Linked DNA regions of Mus musculus: regions 2, 3, 4 and 5 are each linked to region 1. The links are chromatin loops, found by intact Hi-C in ENCODE. Cell type or tissue: heart. All regions are shown on one strand.

The links. A loop is a pair of places that touch in the nucleus more often than their neighbours do. Peaks named below come from ENCODE experiments on the same cell type or tissue, not always from the same donor. Only the 100,000 strongest peaks of a DNase experiment are listed, where the experiment ranks them.
Region 2: it touches region 1 in a loop (2.3-fold over the local background); 3 of 42 quality-filtered maps call a loop at or near these places.
Region 3: a loop joins it to region 1, with 2.3 times the contacts of the local background. A loop is called at or near these places in 16 of 42 quality-filtered maps.
Region 4: a loop joins it to region 1, with 4 times the contacts of the local background. A loop is called at or near these places in 8 of 42 quality-filtered maps.
Region 5: it touches region 1 in a loop (8-fold over the local background); 36 of 42 quality-filtered maps call a loop at or near these places.

What each region holds. Positions count from the first base shown.
Region 1 is chr19:46,668,820-46,673,819 of GRCm38, forward strand. It overlaps Cyp17a1 (cytochrome P450, family 17, subfamily a, polypeptide 1), which reads right to left and starts at 4,181. Exons shown (of 8, transcript NM_007809.3): 1 at 3,728-4,181; 2 at 2,138-2,273; 3 at 1,719-1,948; 4 at 903-989; 5 at 327-542; 6 at 1-22. The coding sequence starts at 4,024. The region is part of intron 1 of Gm41857 (predicted gene, 41857); the gene reads left to right. RefSeq lists a promoter at 4,049-5,000 and a cis regulatory region at 4,322-4,421. In heart, a CTCF peak has its summit at 2,035 (motif pointing right); a DNase peak (open chromatin) is centred at 2,062; H3K27me3 peaks cover 885 bases.
Region 2 is chr19:47,041,339-47,046,338 of GRCm38, forward strand. Pcgf6 (polycomb group ring finger 6) reads right to left here. Exons shown (of 10, transcript NM_027654.3): 6 at 4,472-4,580; 7 at 1,428-1,455. Among named protein-coding and RNA genes, the nearest start is that of Pcgf6, 7.1 kb to the right of the region's middle. In heart, a CTCF peak has its summit at 2,473 (motif pointing left); no DNase peak of the experiment used is centred here.
Region 3 is chr19:46,988,357-46,993,356 of GRCm38, forward strand. It overlaps a transcript of Nt5c2 not described here. Among named protein-coding and RNA genes, the nearest start is that of Ina, 24 kb to the right of the region's middle. In heart, a CTCF peak has its summit at 3,001 (motif pointing left); a DNase peak (open chromatin) is centred at 3,005; H3K27ac peaks cover 1,115 bases.
Region 4 is chr19:46,585,811-46,590,810 of GRCm38, forward strand. Sfxn2 (sideroflexin 2) reads left to right here. Exons shown (of 12, transcript NM_053196.3): 5 at 2,125-2,200; 6 at 2,414-2,499; 7 at 4,331-4,391; 8 at 4,674-4,740. Among named protein-coding and RNA genes, the nearest start is that of Wbp1l, 11 kb to the right of the region's middle. In heart, a CTCF peak has its summit at 2,231 (motif pointing right); a DNase peak (open chromatin) is centred at 2,241.
Region 5 is chr19:46,867,096-46,872,095 of GRCm38, forward strand. Cnnm2 (cyclin M2) reads left to right here. Exons shown (of 8, transcript NM_033569.3): 5 at 1,443-1,536; 6 at 4,561-4,626. Among named protein-coding and RNA genes, the nearest start is that of Nt5c2, 93 kb to the right of the region's middle. In heart, a CTCF peak has its summit at 2,666 (motif pointing left); a DNase peak (open chromatin) is centred at 2,586; H3K27ac peaks cover 261 bases.

The DNA.
Region 1 (5,000 bases):
CCTTTTGGATCTTCCTCTTCACCTGAGGGCCAGAACAAGGCCATATGACCAGCTTGTTCAAGTCTAAGAGAGACATGGGCATAGCAGAGACCAGTGGTCATACCCAGAACAGCCTGAATGATTCTATCCAGTGATGGCTCTGTAGCCTAGGCCTGGTTTCTAGAAGACAGGAAAACTTTAACCCAGAGCCAGAGTCAGCCTCTGCTTGTGTGAGAGGCAGAGTGGGGCTATAGTTATCTGTACAGAAGGCTCCAGGCATTGCCTGCCCCCCATAATGGTTGGCTGGTTGGATTCTATAGGAAGACAAGAGTTGGGGAGACACTCACCTCAGGATTGTGCACCAGGAAAGCCAGGATCCAGTTCAGCACAGAGCTAGTTGTCTCTATGCCTGCCCCAAAGATGTCTCCCACCGTGACAAGGATATGCTTATCTGAGAACACACTTGGGTCCTGGCCTTCCCCAGTGTTATTATTTTCTGCATTCATCTTGGCTTGTATCAGAATGTCTGTCAGGCTGGAGAGAGATTCACTATTGAATTTCTCCTGGGGTGAGAGACAGTGAGAGAAGAGGATGAGGAGGGAGCCTCACTTCCAACATCCCTGCCACACTCCACCCTATACCAGAGACACAGCAAGGTGTGTGAGAGTGGAGAGGGACTGGGCAGGACCTGTGAGGTGGTAGAGGTAGGGAATAGCCCTGTGCCTCCCTCTATGTCCCTCTAAGAACTGTTTCAGTTACTCACTCCCCCCTCCCATTTATTAATAGGTCAGTTTCTAGCAGTTAACCCATTATGTGCCAGCCCCCCTGCTAGGCTCTGGGGAATCTCACAGTGTCCAAAATGCATCACAGCCTTGCTCTCAAGATACCTCCAGCCTCACAGTCGCCTCTTCTTGATCACTTACCTTGCATTTTTCAAACATTTCAACCAGTGTTTTTTCTCGAATTTTAGTGTGTTCCTTTATCATTTCCAAGTTTTTATTGGGAAAAATCTGGAAAGAGAAGGAAATGTCAAATCCATCCACGCAATTAGGAAAATCCTTGGCGAGAGGCAGACTTTAGCTTTCGGTTTAAGAAAGTCTCCACGCCAGTCTGGACCTTTATCAAGAAAGGCAAGAAGATAGCGGAATGTGGTTACCAGAGACAGGAAGGACAACTTTAAACAGTGGAGTACAGGGTAGAGTCCTCATGTTCTCAATTCAATCCATCACCAAGCCCTGACAGTGTTGTGCTCTCCCTTATCATAAGTCAGACTTGAGACTAAGGACTTGGGCATGTTCCTCAAATAGGTTAAGCCTGTGTCTGTCTCTCCTCAGCACTGAGGATAACTGGGTATACCTCCTGGGGGAAGCTTCCAGTGACTAACACTTACCAGGTGCTCACTGCTGACAAATGGCAACTAGAGAATAATAGCCCTGAGTAGGAAGATACAGGACATAAAAAAAAGAGAGACACAGCAAAGTACTATAGTACATGTTTGTAGTCCTAGTACTTGGGACTTGGAGGCAGGAGGATCAAAATTTCAGAGTCATTCTCAGCTGCTTAGGTTGTTCGAGGCCAGTGTGAGCTATATGAGAGTCGGCCTGGAGGATAAAAATGCCGACCAAGTGTCTGGGGTTGTATGAGGCAGAGCAGATGACTGTGGGAAGAGTTGGAAGAGAAAGATGGTCATGGAAACTGAAAGTACTGGGGACACTGTCGCAGTGGGATCTCCTTCTCACCTTCAACCACGGGAATATGTCCACCAGATCGCTGTGGCCCAGGACATCCACAATACCCTCTGTAAAGGTCTGTATGGTAGTCAGTATCGGATCCTTGTTCTCAAAAGAGATGTTGAAGCAGATGGTACAGATGATATTGATTACTGACTTGAAGATGAGCGTAGACAGATCTCGGGACTCCCCGTCGTATGTAAGTATCAAGTCACACAGTGAGTTGGCTTCCTGACATACTGACAAGAGGGAGGAAAGTGAAGAGGAGGGATCAGTCAACGCTGTCGCCTCTGGCCAAGGTCTTATCCAGGGATAGGCATAGAGAGCTGATGGCCACTTGATGGCAGCAGCCGCTAAGAAATGGCTGCACCCAGCCGCCCAGCATCCTTCCCCAGCCCCCTAGCCCTAAGGGTTAGCCTTTCACTCACTCATCTTCTCCAGTTTCTGGTCATCCCTGAACAGGGAAAAGGTGCTGAATACCAGCTTCCGGTGCAGCTGCCAGGAGCTACTACTATCCGCAAAGGCGACGCCTTTTCCTTGGTCCGACAAGAGGCCTAGAGTCACCTTTGGAGAGCAGGCAAGGCTGTAGGCATTATCAGGCAAACTCCCGGAACTCTCAGGCTTCTCCATCTATCTATCTGCAGTCCTGATGAGTGCTGTGAGATCCCTATGCCTCTCTTACTTAGTAGGACGCCCCAAAGTCCTCACTAAAGTTCCATGAAAGGCAGTAGAGCGAGGAGACAGAAAGAACCCTGGATTTGAATGCAAGAGCCCTGGGGTTCAGGTCATTAGTAGGGTGCCCTCTGGGACTCTCTAGTTCAATTTTTGACCTGGAGAGTCAGCTATGGGTGGGATGAGCTAGGTGAGTCTGTCCTAGGGACGAGGAGACTGAGAGACTTCCAAGACAGCTCTATTTTTGTCCCCAACCACCAGGCTGCTAAAGCCATACTTGCTGGCCTGTGCACCCAGCCTCAGATCCTCATTTGGAGACAGCAGATGTTTGATCCTCCCAGGTTGGACTTAAGCTTGAGCTATCATCTCTAAAAGATGCCATCTACAAAACACAAGGGTCTAAGTCTTCATTCTCCATCCCCGACTCTCCCCAAAACCCACCAGGCTAGTCTCTTATTCACAGGGTGGTGGTGATGGTTTTATTCCCTTCCTTCCTTCCTTCCTTCCTTCCTTCCTTCCTTCCTTCCTTCTCCCCGTATAGCATTGGCAAGACCAGGCTGCCCTCAAACCCAGAGATTTACCTGCCTCTGCCTCTGCCTCCCAAGTGCTAGCCTTAAAGGCGTGTGCTGCCGTCACCTGGCCCAGTTTATTCCTTTGCTTCTGAGAGGAACCCAAACCTGAGAGAGCCTGGCAGTTGGGCAGCCACGCTGGCTGACCAGCGCATGGAAAAGGAATTTGTTTTGGCCTGTTAAAAGCTGAGGCTGGTCGTCCTCTATCGGGGTACCCAGGGGAACACTTGCAACAGGGTCATGGGAGCACAGGTGGTGTTTGTAGGATGGCTACTCAACAGTCAGCACAAATGAGAACAGATGCCCCAAGATACTACTGTATGTCCCTGTCCCTTGTCCCCTCTCCCCCTGTAATATTCCCCCAGCTATCTGTGAGCCAAAGCCATATAAGAGAAACTGCAGTCCTAGCCCTCCATGATGCCAGCCGCTTCTCCAAGCATCTTCTGGTGGAGGATGCAATCACTGCCCTATTTCCCAACAATGTCACACTTATAGAGAACTTTAGCTCTGGGTCTGGGCTAAAGGCTTTGCCTGGATATTCTAGAATGATTATCGTATCATAGAGGGGAAGGTGAGTGGCATACAGGCTTCTCAGCTCTGCAGGTCCCTGCACCATCTTGCTAGACAAGCCATTCAAGGGTTTTCCCGTTAATTCCTCCTTCCCAGTTTAGAGGTTCGGTAGGGTCTTGAGGGAGCAGTCCCACAAGTCTGATTTTGAAAGAAATAAGAACTGTACAACCCCAGGGACCGAGGAAGAGGAGGGTTGGCACTGCTTACCATCTGGGGCCGACCAGAGAATTCTTTCCCCTTCTTCACGAGCACTTCTCTGGCCAGCTGATAGTGACCGACAATCACTGCAGTTGTGGTACCCAGGCGAAGAGAATAGATGGGACCATACTTTTCCTGCAGCTTGAAGAAGTTGGCATGCATATGACCACGTCTGGGGAGAAACGGTAGACTACCCACCAGGGGCAGGAATGGAAGGCTCCTGGGGAACTTGGCATTAGGTGTCTTTGACTTGGGCCAAAAGAAATAGGCCAGGATGAGCAGCAAGAGACCCACAAGTTCCCACATGGCAGCCAGGTGTAGGCAGATGGCCAGCTGTGGAGTGGAGAAGCTACAGCAATTTCAGCAGAGAAGGAGAACTTTTAAAAGGCGTTTCTGATTGTCACCTTGAAGACGTGTTATCTCTTGGCCTGCAGAAGTTTATCCTGGAGTGTCTCCAAGCCTGAGTCCTCACCCAGAAAAGGGAGAGGAGAGGGAATTTGGCCTCCACAAGGGCTGGCTCAGATTAAGGACGAACTCCTGGAGGAGGAGCTGGCTAAAGAGCAGAGAGTTGGTCATCTCCCTGGGGCTTCTGCGCTATGGATCCTCCCAGAGGCAAATGCTATCAGATTAAGATCAAGGTTTCAGAGTGCGTGCTGTAATGTCAAAAGTGCTGCACAGTTAATAATTAATGTCATCAGGTTGCAGCTAGCCAAAGCTGTCAAAGAGACTTCAGTCTTATTATCTGATAGTTGAGGAGAGAGAGGTCTTTTAGGGTTAGTTTGCATAAGGTCACACAAGGCAGTGATGATAAGAATCCAGAAGTCATAGGCTTTCAGGTACACAGAACATCAGCTCAAGGGCCATTGCAGGTCTCTGTTCAAATAGCTTGGTTACTTTCTAGGTACATTCTCTTGAATGGGCTATTTAATATTTTCTGGAAATAAATGATTTTGTCATGTTACTATGTATAAAACGTAAAATGCATCATTTAAAATACTTTAACTAAGAGCTGGAGAGATGGCTCAGCAGTCAAGATGCCTCGTTGCTCTTCCAGAAGACCCAGGTTAGATTCCCAGCACTGACATGGTAGCTCACAACTTTCTGTACCTCTGGTTCCAGGAAAGCACCTTCTGGCCCCTGAAAGCACCCCCAACACACACGGTCTGCATACATACATGCAGGTAAAACACTCATGCCTATAAAATAATAAAACACTAGTTAAAAATCATATAAAATATCTAACTAGTATCTTAAACACAAAAATTACAGAGTAACATTTTAA
Region 2 (5,000 bases), 370 kb after region 1:
TTCCAGGTTAGCCTAGGTTACAGAATCAGAACCTGTTTGAAAAACACAATTAACCTTCACCACTACAAAAAACTATGCCAGTGACCTAAAGACAAACTTGAGTCATGGAACCTCTTTATCTGCTCCTCTTCCTGCTGTGGCAATACTGATTAAACCTCTTTCTAATGTTTTCCATCAATATATCTTTTTCAGAGTCTCCTGTAATCCACGATGACTTTGAACTTGACGTGTATCTCACAAGTGCTGGACTCATAGAATATGCAACACACTCCATTTATGAACCTAGGGCTTCACGCACGCTAGGCAAGTTAAGTATTGCATCAACCATTCATCTCTCTAAATGTCACACTAGGGTGGGCAGCTGAGCCTTGTGTGTTGGGACTTCTACAGCCATGGGTTTTCCCTTAAAACTCTCGAAAAAGCCAGTGGTGGTGGCCAACACCTTTAATCCCAGCACTTGGGAGGCAGAAAGAGGCAGATTTCTGAGTTCAAGGCCAGCCTGGTCTACAGAGTGAGTTCCAGGACAGCCAGGGCTACACAGAGAAACCCCATCTCAAAACAAAACAAAACAAAAAACAAAAAAAACCCAACAACAACAACAAAAAAAAAACACCAAAAAACAAACAAAAAACTCTTCAAATAGATGCCACAAACGAAACAACCCTGACCTTTCCTTAATAAAAGTAATCAGAGTCTGTATCACAGAGATTTTACTTTCGTAGGTGTCTCTAGCTTGCTATTTATCTCAACAACTGACAAAGTATAATACAAAGTAGTTCTTACCTCAAATCTCAGTGAATGCTTGAAGTGACAAGTTAAGGCAGGTTAACTTCAGCCAAAAATGTTAAATATACAAGTTTAAATTCATGTTAAACTCTAAGCACCAACTACACAAAAGCACTTTGAATTTTTTTTTTTTTTTTTGAGACTGGTCTCACTACAATAGCCCAGGCTGGCCTTGAATTTTTGATCCTCTTTTTCAGCCTCTAGAGTAGTTATACCACATCTGACTCTTAGAATTTTTTTAAATTACCACATTAAAATCAGGCCTAGTGGGACATGCTTGTAGCTATAGCACTTAGAAGGTAGAGGCAGGAGGATGAAGAATTCCAAGTAATCCATGGCTAATAAGTTCAAGGCCAGAAGGAACCTGTCTCCAAAAACTAAAATATAAAAAAAAAATTACCAATCAATGGGGCATGTGGCTTTGTAAATTACTTATTTTCCTTACTTCACTTCTTTGAATCAGTAACAAGTCCCTAGTCAATGTTTCTTACTCTGAGAAACTACTATAGTATTACTGTTGAATTTCAGTAACTTGTCAAACATTTATATTTTAATTGAAGATAATTTCTACTTGGTTGCTAATCTGATTCAGAATTTATACCTACAGAATCCTCTTATAAAGTAAACAAAAAATGAAATACCTTAAAATGTCCGGTGTCTTCATTAGCACTAAAAAGAAAGGAAAAGTTAATCAAAACAATATTTTAAATTACATGCTTAATCATAAAACAAAAGAAAAATAACATGAACATTTCATATGCAGCAATTCATTTTACTCAGAAAAAAAATTGTTTGGTTGGTTAGTTGGTTGGTTGGTTTGTGTGTGTATGTGTGTTTTGGAGACAAGTTTTCTCTACATCCTGGAATCCACTCTGTAGACCAGGCTGGCCTCGAAGTCAGATTTGAACTCAGCTTTGCATCCCAAGCTCTGTGATTAGAGCCGTGTGCCTCCTTGGAGGGCTATAAACTTTACATCTATTTATTTACAATGGCGGTCACGCTGCTGCTTGCGTGCGTGGTCAGGAGACAACGTGCAGGAGTCACTTCTCTCCTTCCATCCTAAGTTCCTGGGACCCAACTCAGGCAGGCAAGCTGGGCAGCACGTACACAGATTTGAAATGAAGTTTAAGATAGCAAAGAAAAAAAAAAGACGGGCGGTGGTGGCGCATGCCTTTCATCTCAGCACTTGGGAGGAAGAGGCAGGCGGATTTCTGAGTCGGGGCCATCCTAGTCTACAAAGTGAGTTCCAGGACAGCCAGGGCTACACAGAGAAACCCTGTCTTGAGAAAAAAAAAAAAAAATATATATATATATAGGCGCTCATGTTTCTCAGGCTTGTTTGGAACTCATTAAATAGTCGAGGCTAATTTTGAATCCTGATTCTCCTGCTTCCACCTCTTGAATGCTGGGTTTTTACAGCTGTGCTACCACACCAGCATGCTATTCTTTTCTTTTCTTGTGTTTTGAAGGTGTGGATTGAGACAGTCTCTGGAGTAGTCTGGCTGTTCTGGAACTTCACAGTGGTTGTGAAACCTGGTGGCCTCAAACTCAGAGATCTGCCTGCCTCCGCCTCCGCCTCCCAAAAGCTAGGCACACACTATTATACCTGGCCATGTTTTACTTTAAAACATGGTTACCCAAGTCTTTGGGAAGAAATATAATTGTCACTTCTGCCACCTAGTGGTAAAACAAAACCAGTTTAATCCAGTATTTTAACCTCTCCATACTTCATTTCCTGGGGGGTGAGGGAGTGTATTTGTTTATGAGACTGGGTCTCACTATGTAGCCCTAGCTGGCTTGGAACTAAAAAAAAGCGCCACCATGCCCAGTCTAATTTTAAAACTACAAAAGGGAAGAGAAAAAAGGCCTGCCTTGCAACTAATCACGAACTTCTGACCCTTCAGTAACCAAATGAAAAACTGCAAAGGAATCTTTGGGGAGTGACTACTAAAGCTGAGGGAGAGGAAGCCATCATAGATATACTCAAGGCTTCTGCTGCATTAATAGTGGTTTTGTTTCTCGGTTAGTTTTGTTCTATTAGGAATGGCTTTGGTCAGATTTTCCTTTTGGGCAATGGGAGAGCAAAAGCAGGCAGGGCCTTGATATTCAGCTGAGGCTAGCTGTCTTAGTCAGGGTTTCTATTCCTGTACAAACATCATGACCAAGGAGCAGTTGGGGAGGAAAGGGTTTATTCAGCTTACACTTCCACACTGCTGTTCATCACTGAAAGAAATCAGGACTGGAACTCAAGCAGGTCAGGGAGCAGGAGCTGATGCGGAGGCCATGGAGGGATGTTCTTTACTGGCTTGCTTCCCCTGGCTTGCTCAGCCTGCTTTCAGATGGTCCCACCCACAAGGGGCCTTTCCCCCTTGATCACTAATTGAGAAAATGCCTTACAGCTGGATCTCATGGAGGCACTTCCCCAACTGAAGCTCCTTTCTCTGTGATAACTCCAGCTGTGTCAAGTTGACACACAAAACTAGCCAGTACACTAGCCTTGAACACAGTGATGCTCCTCCATGCTGGGACTGTGTGTGCTACTGTAGGATACGGATCCCAGCGGTTACTATGTTAATCTAACATTTTTCTCAATCTTAAGTATTCTATAATTTATTTATTTCAGAACTGTTGGACTTACTTTGTTTATGGAGGCCTGGTAGCACAAGCTGCATTCTGGGACACTCTTGGGCATGAGGATCTAGAATTAAGATGAGCTAGCCACAAAGAAATTGAAAGCCTGGCTGTGGTGGCACATAACTTTAATCTTAGGTAGGCTAGCCTGGTCTACAGAGTAAGTTTCAGGACAGCCAGGGCTACACATGCACAAAAATATCCTGTCTTGAAAAAAACCAATCAGGGCATGGTGGCACATGCCTTTAATCCCAGCACTAAGGAGGCAGAGGCAGGCAGATTTCTGAGTTCGAGGCCAGCCTGATCTACAAAGTGAGTTTCAGGACAGCCAGGACTATACAGAGAACCCTGTCTCGGAAAAAAAGAAAAAAAAAAAAAAAAAAAAAAGACAAAACCAAAAATTCCAGGCAACTATGGACTAAAGAACTGCCTTGAGAAGAAAAGTCACGACTTTAAAGCTAAAAAACAATTTTCTTTCTTTAAAGAAAAACAAATAATTCAGCAGTTAAAAGTACTTGTTGCTCTTACAGAGGACCTGGGTTCCCAGCACCCACCAAGCAGCTAACAGCTGTCTGTAAGGACAGTTACAAGGCATCCAACACCCTTCTCCCAACTCCTTCAACATCAGGCATTTACATCGTACACGCTTATAACATACATGCAAACAAAACATTCATAACACAAAAAAATAAACCTAAAAATAAAATGTATTTACTTAATGTGTGTGTCCTGAGTGTATGCATCCTGTACAAGATGTTGCCAGACCCTCTGACACTGGACTTACAGACAGTTGTGAGTCGTGAGCTGTATGACATGACTGGGAACTAAACCACCATGTCCTGTGCAAGAACAGCAAATGTTTCTAACCACTGGGCCATCTCGATAGCCCCAAAAGGTAGTAAGAGGCCAGCCCAGCATAGCATGGTGGTTTACCAAGTGCATATCAAACACAAGAGAACGAATGTGTCGAGTTCAAGGCTAGCCTAGGCTAAATGTAAAATCTTACTTTGAAATTCCAAAAATAAGCAAATGGTAAATTTTTCAGGTCACTCACCCAATGAACTCAAGTAATAAAGACATATCAAGTTCAGGTGGAATACGAAACACTGACTCTAGGACCTTCTTGGTTTTTCCTTTGCTTGAAGGGACTGGCTGTGGAGCAGCTATTTGAGATGAAAACAAAGAACCTGATGTAGGATTAAAATTTTCACAAACTTGAGATCTTTAAGGAATGAATCACACAAGTATTACAACTGTTGACCAAAATATCAAGTCCTGATCAAGTCTCCTTTTCCTTAAAATTACCAATTAATCTGTCAAATCAGTAATCTTAAAGTGGGGGAAAAAGGTTCAGTTGGTAACGGTGCTTGTTACCAAGTGAGTCTCTCTCCTAGGCCACACGTGGCAAGGAGAGGGAGTCCTGCCAAGTGGATACCTGTGTAAGAAAATACAAACACGAGCCGGGCATGGTGGCGCACACCTTTAATACCAGCACTCGGAAAGCAGAGGCAGGTGGATTTCTGAGTTCGAGACCAGCCTGGTCTACAGAGTAAGTTCCAGGACAGCCAGGGCTAGACAGAGAA
Region 3 (5,000 bases), 320 kb after region 1:
TCATGTCGTTAATGACTCTGAAGATGGTGGTTCACGGCGCTGAGAAGCCGTGCTCACAGAGAGGAAGAACAATGAGTTGGCAGAAATTCTGGTCAGCTCTATATCGCGCTGAGGAATAAGGAGCTCAATTTACAAGTCCCCTCTGGGAAAGAAAACACTAACAAAATGCGTTTTAGAAAGACAAGGCAGTTTTAATGAAAAGGGGTGCCACGCCCTGAAGAGACCCAGGGGTCTCCCCCTCCCCCCCAGGGAAAGTCATTGTGCAGAAAGATAAAACTGTTCTGTACCCATTACCCAGCCGCACCCTCCTGCACTCCTAGGAGACTGCTCTGCTGAGCAGATAAGTAGTGTGGTCTCTAACAACCACACAAAAGACCTGCACAGAGCCAGGTGGGGGCACTGCCTGCTGTAAAGGTCTGCCTGAGTCACCCCTGACAGGAACCAGCTTCTCCTAGCCCTGGAGTTTTCTTCACTATCTGTGATTGGGCTCCCCTAGTCTCTGGGCAAAAGAAAGAAAGAATAAATATTAACTAAAGGTGCAGCTGTGGCAGGGTGCCCAGGCACTCCCCTCCCTTCAGCCTCCTTGCCCCCTGACCCAGAGGCTGGAACCAACCGCTGGGCTCTCAGGTTCATGATCTGCTTGGCTGCTCCTGCAGAAAGAGGGGAGAGGCGAGCATTTCTCTGCATAGCCCTGGATGGCAACCAGCCATTCATTGGCGGGAGGGGCCTTTACAGGTGGCTAAAGTGATGTATAGTCACTGCTGGGGCCTCCTGGACTCAAGTAGCTGACCCATATGATCTCCAAGTCAGCCAAAGCCAAGGCCCACATTCCTTCCATGTGTTACACTTCACCAGTTGTTACATTGTGTTATATTGTGTTACATTATGTTACATTAACCAGTAGCCAGCTAAGCAGATTGTATTCGTCACTGGGTGGTAGGGTGGGATAATTAGAGACCCAGTGATAAATTATTTGTTCAATGAGAATAATAATGCCTGCCTCACTCCTTGGCTATTGAATTAAAGAGATGTTAAAGAAATGAAAACTAAAGAAATAAATTCGTAAGTATTTTTTTTTTAAAAACATCTTTCAGGATGGGGAGATGGCCTTGTGGGTAGATACCCAGAAGCCATTGCAGTAGTGTGCATTGCTGAACTGCGTCCTGCCTTGCCGCTGGGATGCCTGGGCACAGCTGGCATGCAGCTCGGGGGAGGCAGAACGAAGTCCCCAGAATGGTGGTCTGCTGCGGGGTCTGGGACCTATGCCGTGGTTCCCAGTCTCCTATGTACCTGGGCGCCACTGGCATACAGCTGGGAGTCGGGGCACAGGGTCCATGGTCCATGCTTCCCCTTGGGGCATCCATGCACTGGACAGGAAGGGGAAGACAGAGTCCAGGAAGGGCGGGACCAGTCTGATTACAAGTGAGCTCTGGAAGAAGAGAGAGAAGGACTTCTTCGGGAGTTTAGGCGAGGCTCTTTAAGATGAAGGCCTTCCCCGCAGCTTGCTTGGTCATATTGGTTTATTTGATGGTGGATATTAATTGCATACACTTCACTCAGGGTGAACCGGGGATCAAATACCTTTTGCGGGAAGGAGTGCACAGGAAGGGAAGCTAATTGGCTGAACCCTCAGGGGCTTATCTAGGTACCTCATTAGTGTGGAGTACTTGAGGTTTTTTATGCCACATGACTGATCACCACGGTCCTCAGTGGGGTGTTGTGGTTTCTGTTCCAGGGCAGGTAGAGGCGGCAGGGAACGGCTCCGCTCCTGCCGGTCTCAATCCCGAGATCCCTGGGACTTGCGCTCACTCAGCCTGACCACTTCTCATGCCTGCCTGGTAACAAGCTCCCATATGCCCTACAGTGCATCATCCTAGCATTTCTACAGCAACACAGACAGAAGAATTCCCAGACGCTTGTGGGCCACTTACCCTAGGGTTGCACCAGAGAACAAGAGACCCTATTTCAAACAAGATGGGATGCAAAGACCAACATCCAAAGTTGTTTCTGATCTCTACATGTGAGCCAGGGCAGGTGTGGTGCCCACACTCACAGACATGAAAACACACGTGCATGCACACACAAACACACAGACACACCAGACAGATACATGCAAACATATCAATAGTTTTAAAAGAAAGTGGGGGGTGGCAGGGAATGGCTCAGTGGGTAAGAGCACCTGACTGCTCTTCCGAAGGTCCGAAGTTCAAATCCCAGCAACCACATGGTGGCTTACAACCATCCATAAAGAGATCTGACTCCTTCTTCTGGAGTGTCTGAAGACAGCTACAGTGTACTTACATATAATAAAAATAAATAAATCTTTAAAAGAAAGAAAGAGAGAGAGAGAGAGAGAAAGGAAGGAAGGAAGGAAGGAAGGAAGGAAGGAAGGAGGAAGGAAGGAAGGAAGGAGGAAGGAAGGAAGGAAGGAAGGGGAGTGTGGTGTCTCGTGCCTTTAATCCCAGCACTCAAGACACAGAAGCAGACAGATCTCTCTGTGAGCTCAGTGCCATCTGGTCACCGTGGCAAGTTGTAGGTCAATCAAGTGCTACATAGTGAGATCGCAAAAATTAAAAAACAAATAACTAGCCGGGCGTGGTGGCACACGCCTTTAATCCCAGCACTTGGGAGGCAGAGGCAGGCGGATTTCTGAGTTCGAGACCAGCCTGGTCTACAAAGTGAGTTCCAGGACAGCCAGGGCTATACAGAGAAACCCTGTCTCGAAAAACCAAAAAAAAAAAAAAAAAAAAAACCCAAACAAAACCAAACCAAACCAAACCAAAACCAAAACAAAAAAAAACCAAAAACAAATAAATAGATTTCTTAAAACCTTGAGTAATACATTTCAACTCCTGACCTTTAGGTCCTGACACTCACCACGCAGGCTCTGCTTGCAATGATCAGCACTGCGACCTCTATTCAAAGTGTTCCACTAACCAAGACCTTGGCTCAAATCCTAAGTTGGGCAAGGGACAAGCTGTTGGTCAACACTGCCCCCTAGTGGTAAATTTACCAACTGCACAGAGACCGGCCACCAGTCTTTCTCTGGGCTCACTGGGTAACTCCTGGAAAAACCTTAAACTCCTTGCCCCCGAAACAGCCTTAGGCTCAATCCCAGCCAAGAGCCAGTCTGCTCTCTGTGTGGCTTATGTCTTTGTACTTCATAAGTGGTACTCATCCGTACTTTAAATCTTTAGCAAAATCCTGTTCAGATCCTGACTCGTCCAAAAGAACCCTGACCCTAATCAGCCCAAATCTCCCCAAACTTTCTTCAATGTCTCCTTTATTGGGTTAGTTGCCTGTATGAGTTATTTCTAAACTATAGAGGTGTATATATATATATATATATACATATATATATACACATATATATATACACATACACATATATATGTGTATATATATATATATGTATATATAATTCCCGTTTTACAAAACTGTTCGAACAGTTTTCAGAGCCTGAGCTAACTACATATATTCTTTTTTTTTTAAGATTTTTTTTTAATATGATGTGCACACTTCAGACACACCAGAAGAGGGCATTGATACCCATTACAGATGAGCCACTGTGTGGTTGCTGGGAATTGAACTCAGGACCTCTGGAAGAGCAGTCAGTGCTCTTAACTACTGAGCCATCTCTCCAGTCCGACTATGTATATTTTTAAAGAATCATACTTTTGAGTGCTTAATGAGGGCCAGAACCAGAGCTGGGTACTTGCCCATACACGCTCTCAATTATGTTTTGTTGTGATAATTATTATTCTGGGGTTGCTACACCCCCTTGTTGTCTTTGAATATTAAGGGGTTTCTACTCCACTTCAGACCATATTGTTCCCAGATAAAAGACACAGAAATCTTCAGATTTACAATGAGCTTAAGGGCACTAGAGCTGGCTGGGCGTGGTGGCGCACGCCTTTAATCCCAGCACTCAGGAGGCAGAGGCAGGCGGATTTCTGAGTTCAAGGCAAGCCTGGTCTACGAAGTGAGTTTCAGGACAGCCAGGGCTATACAGAGAAACCCTGTCTCAGAAAGAAAAAACAAAAAAAAAACAAAAAAACACTAGAGCTGGGCTGGTGAGATGGCTCAGTGGGTAAGAGCACTGACTGCTCTTCCAAAGGTCCCAGCAACCACATGGTGGCTCATAACCACCCATAATGAGATCTGACGCCCTCTTCTGGTGCATCTGAAGACAGCCACAGTGTACTTGTTTATAATAATAAATAAATCTTTGAGGGGAAAAAAAAAAGAGCACTAGAGCTGGGCAGACACCAATCCTCTGTGCTGTTTTGTCTGCTTCCCTGGTGCTGTTCCCGGGGATATCACTGGCCGTGCTCCACCTGGGCCATGCCTACTCCATCAGGCCAGCCCTCATGGCCACCTACACAGTGGTGTCTTCTTTCCTTCTCCTCCTCCTCATGGTCCTACCTCAGACCCCAAGTCCGGGGATCTTTGCTGTGTCCCCTACCCTCTGCCCAGCCCAGGCTATAGGTATCCTTATTATAATCAGTGATAACTTGGGGGGGGAGGGCACAAGGTTTGCACAACAAAAGCTGGTGTATGTGAGATTCACTCATCTTGGAGTAACCAGGTCTTGGGATACAGTATTTAGCCTTTGAATACATAGTAGCACCAGACCAACCCCCTATAACTTTCCATGGCCACTTTAATGCAATTCTACTGCAAATTTGCTACTGTCTCAATTTATAGCTGGAAAAAGGAAACCTCAGTGACTTAATGTAGACCACACAGCCAGGGAGAAGTGTAGGTCTAAAACCATACGCTAACAACGGCGGGTACAGAGAACAAGTCAAATCTCCTGAGTCAACTCTCGCGCCTGCAACTGAGAAAGAATTCAAAACCCCCTGAGTTTGGAGAGTGATGTACTAGGCCGTTCTTAATGAAGACACTGAAAGGTGAGCCTTTGAATCCGGTCCAGATTTCCAGGAAATCCGGCCCACATTTCCAGGAGATGCTTTAAAAGCTCCAAGCCATTAACCACC
Region 4 (5,000 bases), 83 kb before region 1:
AGCTGCTATCCTCTGACTCTCTGAGCAGCCCTGCCGCTCACTCGTGAACTTCTTTCTGAGTGGGGTCCACTCTGGGCAGGTGGCCAGACTACCCTTTCCCAGTGTTTGAAATATTAAGACCAACTGAGAGTATCTTTTCCCCAGACTATTTTGAAATATCCATTCTTTTGACTGATTTATTCTTTTCTTTTTTTCTTTTTTTTTTTTTTTTTTTTTTTTTTTTTTGAGACAGGGTTTCTCTGTGTAGCCCTGGCTGTCCTGGAACTCACTCTGTAGACCAGGTTGGCTTTGAACTCAGAAATCCGCCTCCCTCTGCCTACTGAGTGCTGGGATTAAAGGTGTGCGCCACCACCGCCCGGCTTCTTTTCTATTTTTTAAAAAAATATATATTTATTTTTACTTTTTAGATTTATTTATTTTGTGTTATTCTTTGTGCACGTCATGCTTGCCCTGTGCCTACAGAAATCAGAAGAGGGTATTGGATCCCCTGGAACTGGAGTTATAGATGGATGTGAGCCACCCTGTGGGTGCTGGGAATACAACCTGGCTCCTCTGCAAGGGCAGCCAGTGCTCGTGAGCTCTAGAGATGGATGGCTCAGTAGTTAGAGCATGCTCTGCATTGCCAGGGCTCCTAAGTCCGGATCCTACCACCTAGGTCCAATAGTCCAGCTCCGGGGTCTCTGACCTCTACATGCATGCATGCTCACATGTACACACACGTAATTTAAAAAAAAAAAAAAAACAAGCTGGGCATGGTGACTCACACTTTTAATCTCAGCCCTCAGGAGACAGAGGCAGGGGATCTCTGTGAGTTTCAGTCCATCCTGGGCTATGTAGTGAGACCCTGTCTTAAAACCAAAACTAAAACAGTGCTCTTAACCACTGAGCCATCTCTCATTCCTCAAGGTTTATTTTTGTTTGTGTGTGTCTTTTGTTACTGATCGCCATATGTGTGTGCAGAAGCCACAAGGTGTTAGATACCCTCCAGTTGGAGTTGCAGGTGTTATAAGTCATTGGGTATGGGAGCTGGGAATTGAACCTGGTTCTCTTAACCACTGAGCCATCTCTTTAGTCCCAGAATTTTGCTGAGTGTTAATTATGTGCCAGGCAAGGTTCTAGAGGCTTGAGATTCCCTTATGAGTAAGAAGAGGCTCTGTTTAAAGATCTTCTAACTGGGCTGGCAGGCAGAGCTCTGTGAGTTCAAGGCCAGCCTACATGTTGAGATCTCTCTCAATAACCCAACCAAACCAAACACATGGACGAGTGTGTAGTGATGCTTGCTTGCCGTTTTGTTGTCATGGAGATGCATGGTGGGACAGGACAGCAGTGGCTCTGTTTGGACTGTTCCCTTGGGAAATCCCTTCTGGAGAGATGGCATCCAACTGGGCTCTGAAAGATCAGTGTTGTCTTAGCTAGGGTTACTATTGCTGTGGTGAAACCATCATGAAAAGCAACTTGGGGAGGGAAGAGTTTATTTCACTCACAGTTCCATAGAACAGTTCATCACCAAAAGCAGGGAGGGCAGGAACTCAAGCAGGGCAGTAGACAAGAGCTGATGCAGAGGCCATGGAGGGCTGCTGCTTACTGGCTTGCTCCCTCTGGTTTGCTCAGACTGCTTTCTTATAGAACCTAGGACCACAAGTGCAGGGATGGCACCACCCACAATGGGCTGGGCTGTCTCCCATCAATCACTAATTAAGAAACCACAATGGGCTGGGCCGTCCCCCATCAATCACTAATTAAGAAAATGCCTTAGAGCCAGATCTTATGGAGGCATTTCTCAATTGAGGGTCCCACTTCAGATGACTCTAGCTTGTATTAAGTTGACATAAAACTAGCCAGCATAAGGATTCAAATATGTAGGAGGCCGGGAGGGTTCTCTAAACAGGGAGCAGCAATATACACTGGCTCTGAGGCAGAAAAAGTGCTGTGTGTTTAATGCTCTGAGAGAGGACTGAGGGTGCTTGGCACTGAGTGATGGGAATGTGGGTGAGACAGGTCACACGAGTCCTGAAGCCCAATTACTCGAGTCTCTTGCTAAAGAGACCCTGGCCCTGCCTGAGCCACTGTGACACCACTCCCAACACCTACGTGTTCATCCATCTCGAATTTCTCTCTCACTAGGCAGATGGCCCTCTCCTACTTCACAGCTACTACTACTGCGGTGGCCACTGCAGTGGGCATGAACATGTGGACAAAGGTACGTACGAATGGGGAGCTGTGGGCACAGTGACCACCAGAGGGCAGCAGAGTTCCAGTGAAAACAGCTTGCTCCAGCTCATAGGAGTCTGAGGATTCCAGAGTGGATGTCTGGACATATGTCACTGGCTGTGTTTGATTGCCTCTCTTCCTGTATATTCCAAAGCCTCTTGTTTGAGCTTGAATAACTTCTGTTGTTCCCTGCCTTCAACAGAGAGCCCCACCCTTGGTGGGCCGATGGGTGCCTTTTGCCGCTGTGGCTGCCGCTAACTGTGTCAATATCCCAATGATGCGACAGCAGTGAGTACAGGGAGCCTTGTTCTCTTTCTCCATCACAGGGTTAGCAGGGACGGAAAGGAGGCCAATGCGCTGAGCCAGTAGCTTCCTGGGGCTGGGCAGTACAGAGAAGACCAGTGGGCCACCTCAAGGGCCACCATTCCTCTATAATGGACCTAAGATAGTGGGCGATTTAAATTTAGTGTATTGGGTTGAGTGGGTTGATTAGTCATGGACCTATGGACCAGTCCTTTTTTCTTGTCCATGTCGGGGATTGAACTCAGTGCCTTGTGCATGCTAGGTAAGTGCTCTGTCCCTAAAACTATACCCCTAGCTTAGATCCTGGCCACGGGAATGAAAGTCAGAGCTGTAAATGCTGCCTAACTTCCCAAACTCTTAGAATAGCTTACTGGCAGAAATGCTGCAGAACTGAGCATCTAATGCTAGCACAGTATCCACGTGCTCCGAGAAGCCAGGGGCGGGGCAGGTGTGCCCTGGAGCTTTTCACAAAAGGTAATGCAGAAACCCATTGTATCTTGCAGGTTTTGTTTCTTGTCTTCTTTTTAGAGTCTTTTTTTTTTTTTTTAGAGAGAGAGAGACTTACTTACTTTGTATCCTTGGCTGACTTGGGAGTTTACTATGTAGACCAAGCTGGCCTTGAGTTTACAGAGATCCACTTGCCTCTGCCTTCTGAGTTCTAGGATTAAAGGCATGCGCCACCATGCCTGACTAAAGGTTTTATTTTTAATAATGTGTATGTATGTGTAGGTATGTGTCTGTGAGTGCAGGTGCCCGCAGAGACTGGACTCAGTGGATCTCCATGGAGCTGAAGTTACAGGCAGTTGTGAAACTGATGTGGGTGTTGGGAACTGAACATAGGTCTTCTGCAAAAGTGATGTGTGCTCCTAGCCTCCGGACTGTATCTCACTGTGTAGTCCTGGCTGGCCTAGAGCTTGCACTGATCTGCCTCTGCCTCTGCCTCTGCCTCTGGAGTGCTGGGGTTATAGTCGTACATTTCCAGAGGCAGTGGCAGTGGCTGCTGCTGCTGCTTCTTCTTCCTGTTTTGTTTTTTCTCTCTGACATGCTGGGTATTAGGCCTAGAGGCTCGCCATGCACACTAGCCAAGGATGACTACTGAGCTACATCCTCAGTCCAGTTTCTGTTTTCTTTTCCCTTTTGTATTTTTCTAGAACACGGGTGGCATAGGGCTGGGTATCTTGGATGCCATTGCCACTGTTGTCAGTAACTACAGCCACATTTTTTGGCAGGTGGAGGCTCACCACGGTAGCCCCTGGAGAAAGAGCTTACGGAGTGCTGTGCATGCACATCTCTCCACTCTCCTCCACTCCTTGCTCTGCCTAGCTCCCCAAGCAGATGAATGCGTATGGCTGTTTACCTGGTCTCCAACTGAGGGACGCCAAGAGCTTGTCTACACAGAGTAGCTACTGCTTGGGGGAATAGGTACTAAGTCAGGCACTGATCTCGGAACTTGGCCAGTAGATCATTTAATCCTCACTAGGTTCCATGAAGTAGGTGTCAGGATTATCCCTATTCTCCACATGAGGAACACTGAGGTTTAGAAGGGTTAAAGACCATTCTCAAGGTCACACATACGCCTACAGCTTTGGGAGTCTGCCCGCTGAGGCAGTGAGGATCCGGGGCTGGCTTTCTTGGCCTCTGCTCAGGATGGCTTCTGAGATACCATCTACTGGGATGAAGAAGAGAGACCAAAGGGCCAGGCTGCAGGAGGGGCTTCCTCCTGCATCAGTCCTTGGAGCTGGTGACCTGATGGGATCACCTGCCCGGCAGGTTCCTTGCACCTACTTCCTAACATCTAGAAACTTCTGTTGTTTAGGGAACTCATTCAGGGCATCTGTGTGAAGGACAGGAACCAAAATGAGCTTGGCCATTCTCAGGTAAGCAGAGGAGAGACTTCCTCCTCAGACCCCATCCCTCCTCGATGGCCTCACACTTGTCCTGGGTGCCATTGCAGGTCTGACACCCCCCATCCTCATTTAGTTCTTCAGACAGGCTTCCCACGTCATTTCAGGCAGGCGGGTTGGGTAAGGGCACTTGGCTCCTGGTGGGTCCATCCATGCCTTTACCTGCTCAGACTTGGCCATGTTCCCCCCTCACCTATATAGTGCAGCCCATGCACACTTGAAAAGTGATCCCTGACAGCTCTTCTCTGCCCCCAGAGAGCTGCGGCTGTGGGCATCGCACAAGTGGTTATCTCTCGGATCACCATGGCAGCCCCTGGCATGAGTAAGATGGGGAACACCTCAAATATCAGGGTGGGAGGGACCCTTGAATACCTAGTCGAGGCCTCGGTCACCTCAGCTTTCAAGTGGGAGGTACCATTACCTTCTCAGGCTTTTTGTGAGAGTGGACAGGGGACCCACACATGTTCTTCCAGTTTCTATCAGTTCATCTGATTGGGGGGAGCAAGGTAGCTTCATTTAGCTAATAATACTGAGCAATAGTGGGAGGTCTCTGGGAGACAATGGCAGAGGCAGTGGACTGCC
Region 5 (5,000 bases), 200 kb after region 1:
GTCTCTCACATGGTGATGGAGACCCAAACTTGGGTCCTCGTGCTTGGTTGGCAGGCATTTATCAACTGAGCCTTCGTCTCGGCCTCCAGCTTTGAGAACAGTTTTTAGATAGGATGTCACTCTGCAGCCCAGGTTGGCCTGGAACTTTGTTATGTTATGTCACCTCCCTAGGGTACACTCTAGTCTGGATTACTGAAGACCCTTCTTTTTGCACACCCCCTCTGCCTCTCTTTAGGCACAGGAAACAAGACCAGACTGGCCTTGGGCTTGTAGCAATCTTCCTACCCCTGCTTTGTGAGCGCTAGGCCTGCAGGCATGTGCTTCCATGCCTGGCCATACTGTCTGTTCTTCATGGCATGTTCGGGTGGTTGCCTCCCTCACATTGGAATACAGCTCCTCTCTGCTTGTGGCTCCTCTCTGCTTGCGGCTCCTCTGGGTAGGGTATGGCTGCATGGCTGCGATGCTCTAACTCTTGCTCCTTTGCAGGTTGCTTTAAAATTCTGGGTTTAGGTGCTGGGGTGCAGCTGAGTGGCAGAGCGCTTGCCTGGAGGACATGAGGGGCAGGGTTAGAGCTGCAGCACCACACACAGTCGAAGATGGTTCATAGGGTCTGGCTAGGATTTCCCGTGCCTAAAGAGAGGCGGAGGGGGTGTGCAAAAGAAGGGTCTTCACTAATCCAGACTAGAATGCACCCTAGGGAGGTGATGGGATAGTTCATGTTCATGGGGTGGCAGGTGCTGAGGGCTGCTCTTGGATCGTCTGCTTTTCCCGGTTCCTCTTTCCCGACTTGGAAGGGGGATCACCTGTGTCTGCCTCCTAGTCTGGGCATTAGTGAATTTAAAGTGTGGTGTGGTGTTAGCCTGCGGGCCTGCCTTCTCTTCCCCCCTTTCTCCTCTCTCTCCCGTCCTCTTTTTTTTTTAATTTATTTATTTTATGTATGTGAGCACACTGTGAGGGCATCAGATCCCATTACAGATGGTTGTAAGCCACCATGTGGTTGTTGGGATTTGAACTCAGGACCTTTGGAAGAGCAGTCAGTGCTCTTACCCACTGAGCCATAACGCCAGCCCCCCCCCCTCCTTTGAAGGCCTCATAGAGTCCGGCTGGTCATAGGTCTCTGATACTCCTGCCTCTGCTTCACTGAGGCAGGCTTCCCTGAGAGCATCCTCAGCATTTGGCTTACCGCTGCTTTTCATTACCGAGGGCCCTTGAAGAGCTGGGGCTGTGGGGAAAATGTTAAGTGGGCCCACAGATACTGATCCCTTTATCGTTATTTCCAGAGGTCCAGCCTAACACAGTTCTCTAGTTTAGATGAATATGCCCGCCCCTTTATTTTCCAGAGCTTGTCTTTCTTGGGATCATTGGAGAGGAGTGTGGCCAAGCCCAGGGAGGACTAGCTTTCTGTGTCGTTGAAGCTGAAGTCACACCTTTTCTTCCCACAGGGGAAGGTGGAGGTGGAAGCTGGGAAAGAAGGCATGAAGTTTGAAGCCAGCGCTTTCTCCTACTATGGTGTGATGGCCCTCACAGCCTCTCCAGGTGAGTAGCCCCGGCATCTGTTTCAGGAAGACGCAGCCCTTCTCCCTCAGTCTCCCCTGAGCCCAGCATGAATCGGTTCTCGTTGATGCGCATCATAGAGACAGAAGCTGTACCCATCCCGGGTATACGCCTTCATAGGTCTCCACACCCAGCGAACACAGCTGTACACACTAGGAGAGGCAGACTATTAAGGCCTTAGTGATAGAGAGAGGAGAGAGTAAGCATCCTCCTCTGAATCGCTGTCCCCCAGAGGTCCCCCCTCACTTCTCGAACGTTGTAGGACACAGGATGTAGTGGGCTGACTCTGTTTTCCTCTGCCCGGGTTGTGCTGCCATGGTCATCTGGGCTCTGCGTGGGTGTGCTTCCTTCCCATCCCTACTATGTGCTTGCAGTTCCCTCATCTGATGGTTGAGCAATGCACTAAGGCCACCTGAGGCTACGGAAGAAGGGAGGAGTGCTGCTGCTCAGCGCCCGCCCTCATTTTAAATCAGTCCAGAGCCCCGGTCTGTGGACTGTGTCCCCACACTCTCAGGAGTGTGTCTTTCCCATTTACCTCCCTGGAAGTACTCTCAAGAGACATACCAGAGGTGTGTTGCCATGGCGACTGTAAACTCAAGGGATGCTAACCCTTAGATTAACCATCCGAAGGCTATTTCCTGTTAGAGGCACCTGCGGAAGCTGCGTGTCTTCTGTGGGTGTGTGCGCTGGGGTCTGCTGAGTTGCTAGTTAGCTTTAGAACTTTTTAGAAGCTTAGCACTTCCAGAAGCCTTGTGTCTGTTACATCCCCTCCCCCCCGGCCACCCCCCCCCTGCCCCGCCTGTTTTGGGAAGTGTTCCCTGGTCTCCATTCCAAGTCATTCTAAGTCTATCACACAGAGTAGCTCTTCTGGGGATTTTCCGTTACATCTCCCAGAGGCTGAGGGAGTTTGCTGCTACTGTTTGTCTAGAGAGCTGGCTGCTTGTGGTGCGTGGTTATGCCACCACGGGGATTGAGCAAGTTCTCTGAGAGTCTGAGGGGCCTGCAGGGGTGTCAGCACCCAACTTTGCTATTGCTTGCCTGCCCTGGCCAGGAGTAGATTAGGCAGGTAAACGGAGGTGCTGTGGTGCCACCTGGTGGCCAGAATACAAAAGGACATTCTGTACAAGGAAACATTTACAACGGCCAAAGCTAACCACAGTCCTTTTTAAAGGAAGGTTGTCAAACTGAAAAAAAAAAAAAATGTAACAGCAATGGCAACCCTTCAGGCAAGTTTGTCTTTGTGACATCTGTCTTCCCCTGCTGTCCCACGCAGCAGTGTGACTGGCATAAGGATGTAAGCGTTAAAAAGCCAGTAAGCTGTCAAGATTCCTTGCTCTCTCGTGCAGGCTTTGCTGTCCTAAGGGACATTGTCCCTGAGTGTGCACATGAGCCTGCGTGGTCCCTCCTAGAAGGTCTTTGTTATGAACTTGAAAGTGATCTTCCTTCCCACTGTGTGGTGACACTGAGGAAAAGCCCTTGGTGTCCCATAATATCCAGGAGGACACAATGAGGTGCTGTGCAGACAGTGTGCTGTGACCTTAAAATACAAGGGAAAGGTGGGTGAATGGCTACAAGTTCAGAGTCAGCGTAGTCTACACAGACCTTGTCTCAAAAGTGTGAAAACAGAACAACAGGAAGAAACATTATGTCACAGGAAGGTATTATCATTGTGACTGTTCTGGGACTATGTGTCTCGAGTTAGCGTAGGTTAACAGACCCCTATTTTTAAGGCATCTCTGTAAACTGATGAGAGCAACACACTTTTGCTGATGACTGGTTATTTAAACCTGAACACTAGCCTCGCTCACAGTGAACAGTAGTGTAGGGAAAATCCACGAAGAACAGGATAGCAAAAGGCTGGGAATGGTGGCCACACTAGTTCCAGCCCTTGTGAAGGAGGTGGGAGGACCATGAGGCTAGCCTGAGCTAAGTAGTAAGTTTGAGGTTAACCCTAGACCATAAGAGACCTTTCAAACCAACTGAAAAAAATAACAACAAAAGGCAGCAAAGAGCTGACCATTCACCAGGAGGCCCCCATCATTCATTTCAAAGGCTGACCTGGGTCTGGGGGTCTGTGTGTTCACTGAGATGTCCGATCAGTACAGGACATTAAGGCCTGCCTGTGTCTGCTCAAGAGGAAATCGCAGGTAAAGGTGCTTGCCACCAAGCCTGGTGACTTGAGAACGACTCCCACGTGTTGCCCTCTGTTCCCCACGTATGTGCTATGGCCGGCGCACATGTTCACATGTAAATGGAGAGTCAGCTGTCTACTGGGGAAACAGAGATGGAGGTCTGCAGTGAGACTGAGGCCAGAGTGGCCTACAGAACAAGTTCCAGGCCAGCCAGGGCTCTAGGTTGAGACCTTGTCCTGACACAAAGCAGTAAAATAAAGCCCTCAGTCCTTGGGACATGTGGGAAGGCATGCCCTGTCCCTCCTGGCCTGCTCTTGGGGTCTTCCCTGTGATGGGGCTAGTCTCCCATCAGAGTGAGCAGTGCTGAGCCTAACCTTTGTCTGCCATTCTCAGGCAGTCTGTACAGTTGCCTCTGCTCTGAAATCTGCAATCATCTCAAGCAACTCAAAGTATCAAGCCAAAATTATGAAACCAATAATACCAGTGAGTTGGGTAATCAGGGGCTTGTGAGGCCGCATGGTGAGTGAGCGCCGCAGTGCAGCGTGGGCCTATTCTTAGAGCCCCTACCAGCTGAGGCTTGGCTAATTGTGACTCAGACATTGAGAACAGCCTGTTTTGGAGCTGTGGACCTCAACTGGGTGTTGGAGGTTTAAGAACTTTCCAGAAAAGAGCACAAGGACAAGATTCTTCCCAGTGGCATACTGTTCTGGGGAAGTCATTTGTGTCCCTTCCTTTTATGTAACAGCAGTGGGCTTTGCTACTTGTGGGGTGGGATGCTCACGTTAGTGAGACAGCGTCCACTGCAGTCCCCTGGATGGGAAGATCTGTCTCTGCCTTTCAATGTGGTCTCACCCTGTTTTTCTCCATTTTCCAGTTCCTTTGTCCCTGTCTCGCACCTTTGTTGTCAGCAGGACAGAGGTGTTAGCTGCGGGCTCTCCAGGTAACTCTGCATGCTTCCTTTCTCCTAACCCAATCATTGATCCATTGCCTGCCTAGACCCTGGGGAAGCCTGGCCACCGGGCTGCACACTGTTTCCACAGCGCTGTTCCCAGCTTCCTGCCAGCCTGAAAATGCCAAGGCTGCTGCCTAAGATGGAGCTGTCCAGAAAACATAAACGACAGAGGTCTAGAAAGGAACTCTGGGCCAGGATCCATGGTGACCGGGCATAGGGAAAGTCTGTATGGTGGCTGCCTGTCCCACTTCTCATCCCACCTCACAGGTCTGGGCCTTGCAGCTCTGCCCCAGGTTTGCCCAGAGTCTTACTCGTCTTCAGCATGTTATAAGATGTGGAGTTTGCACTGGAGTCTAGACTGC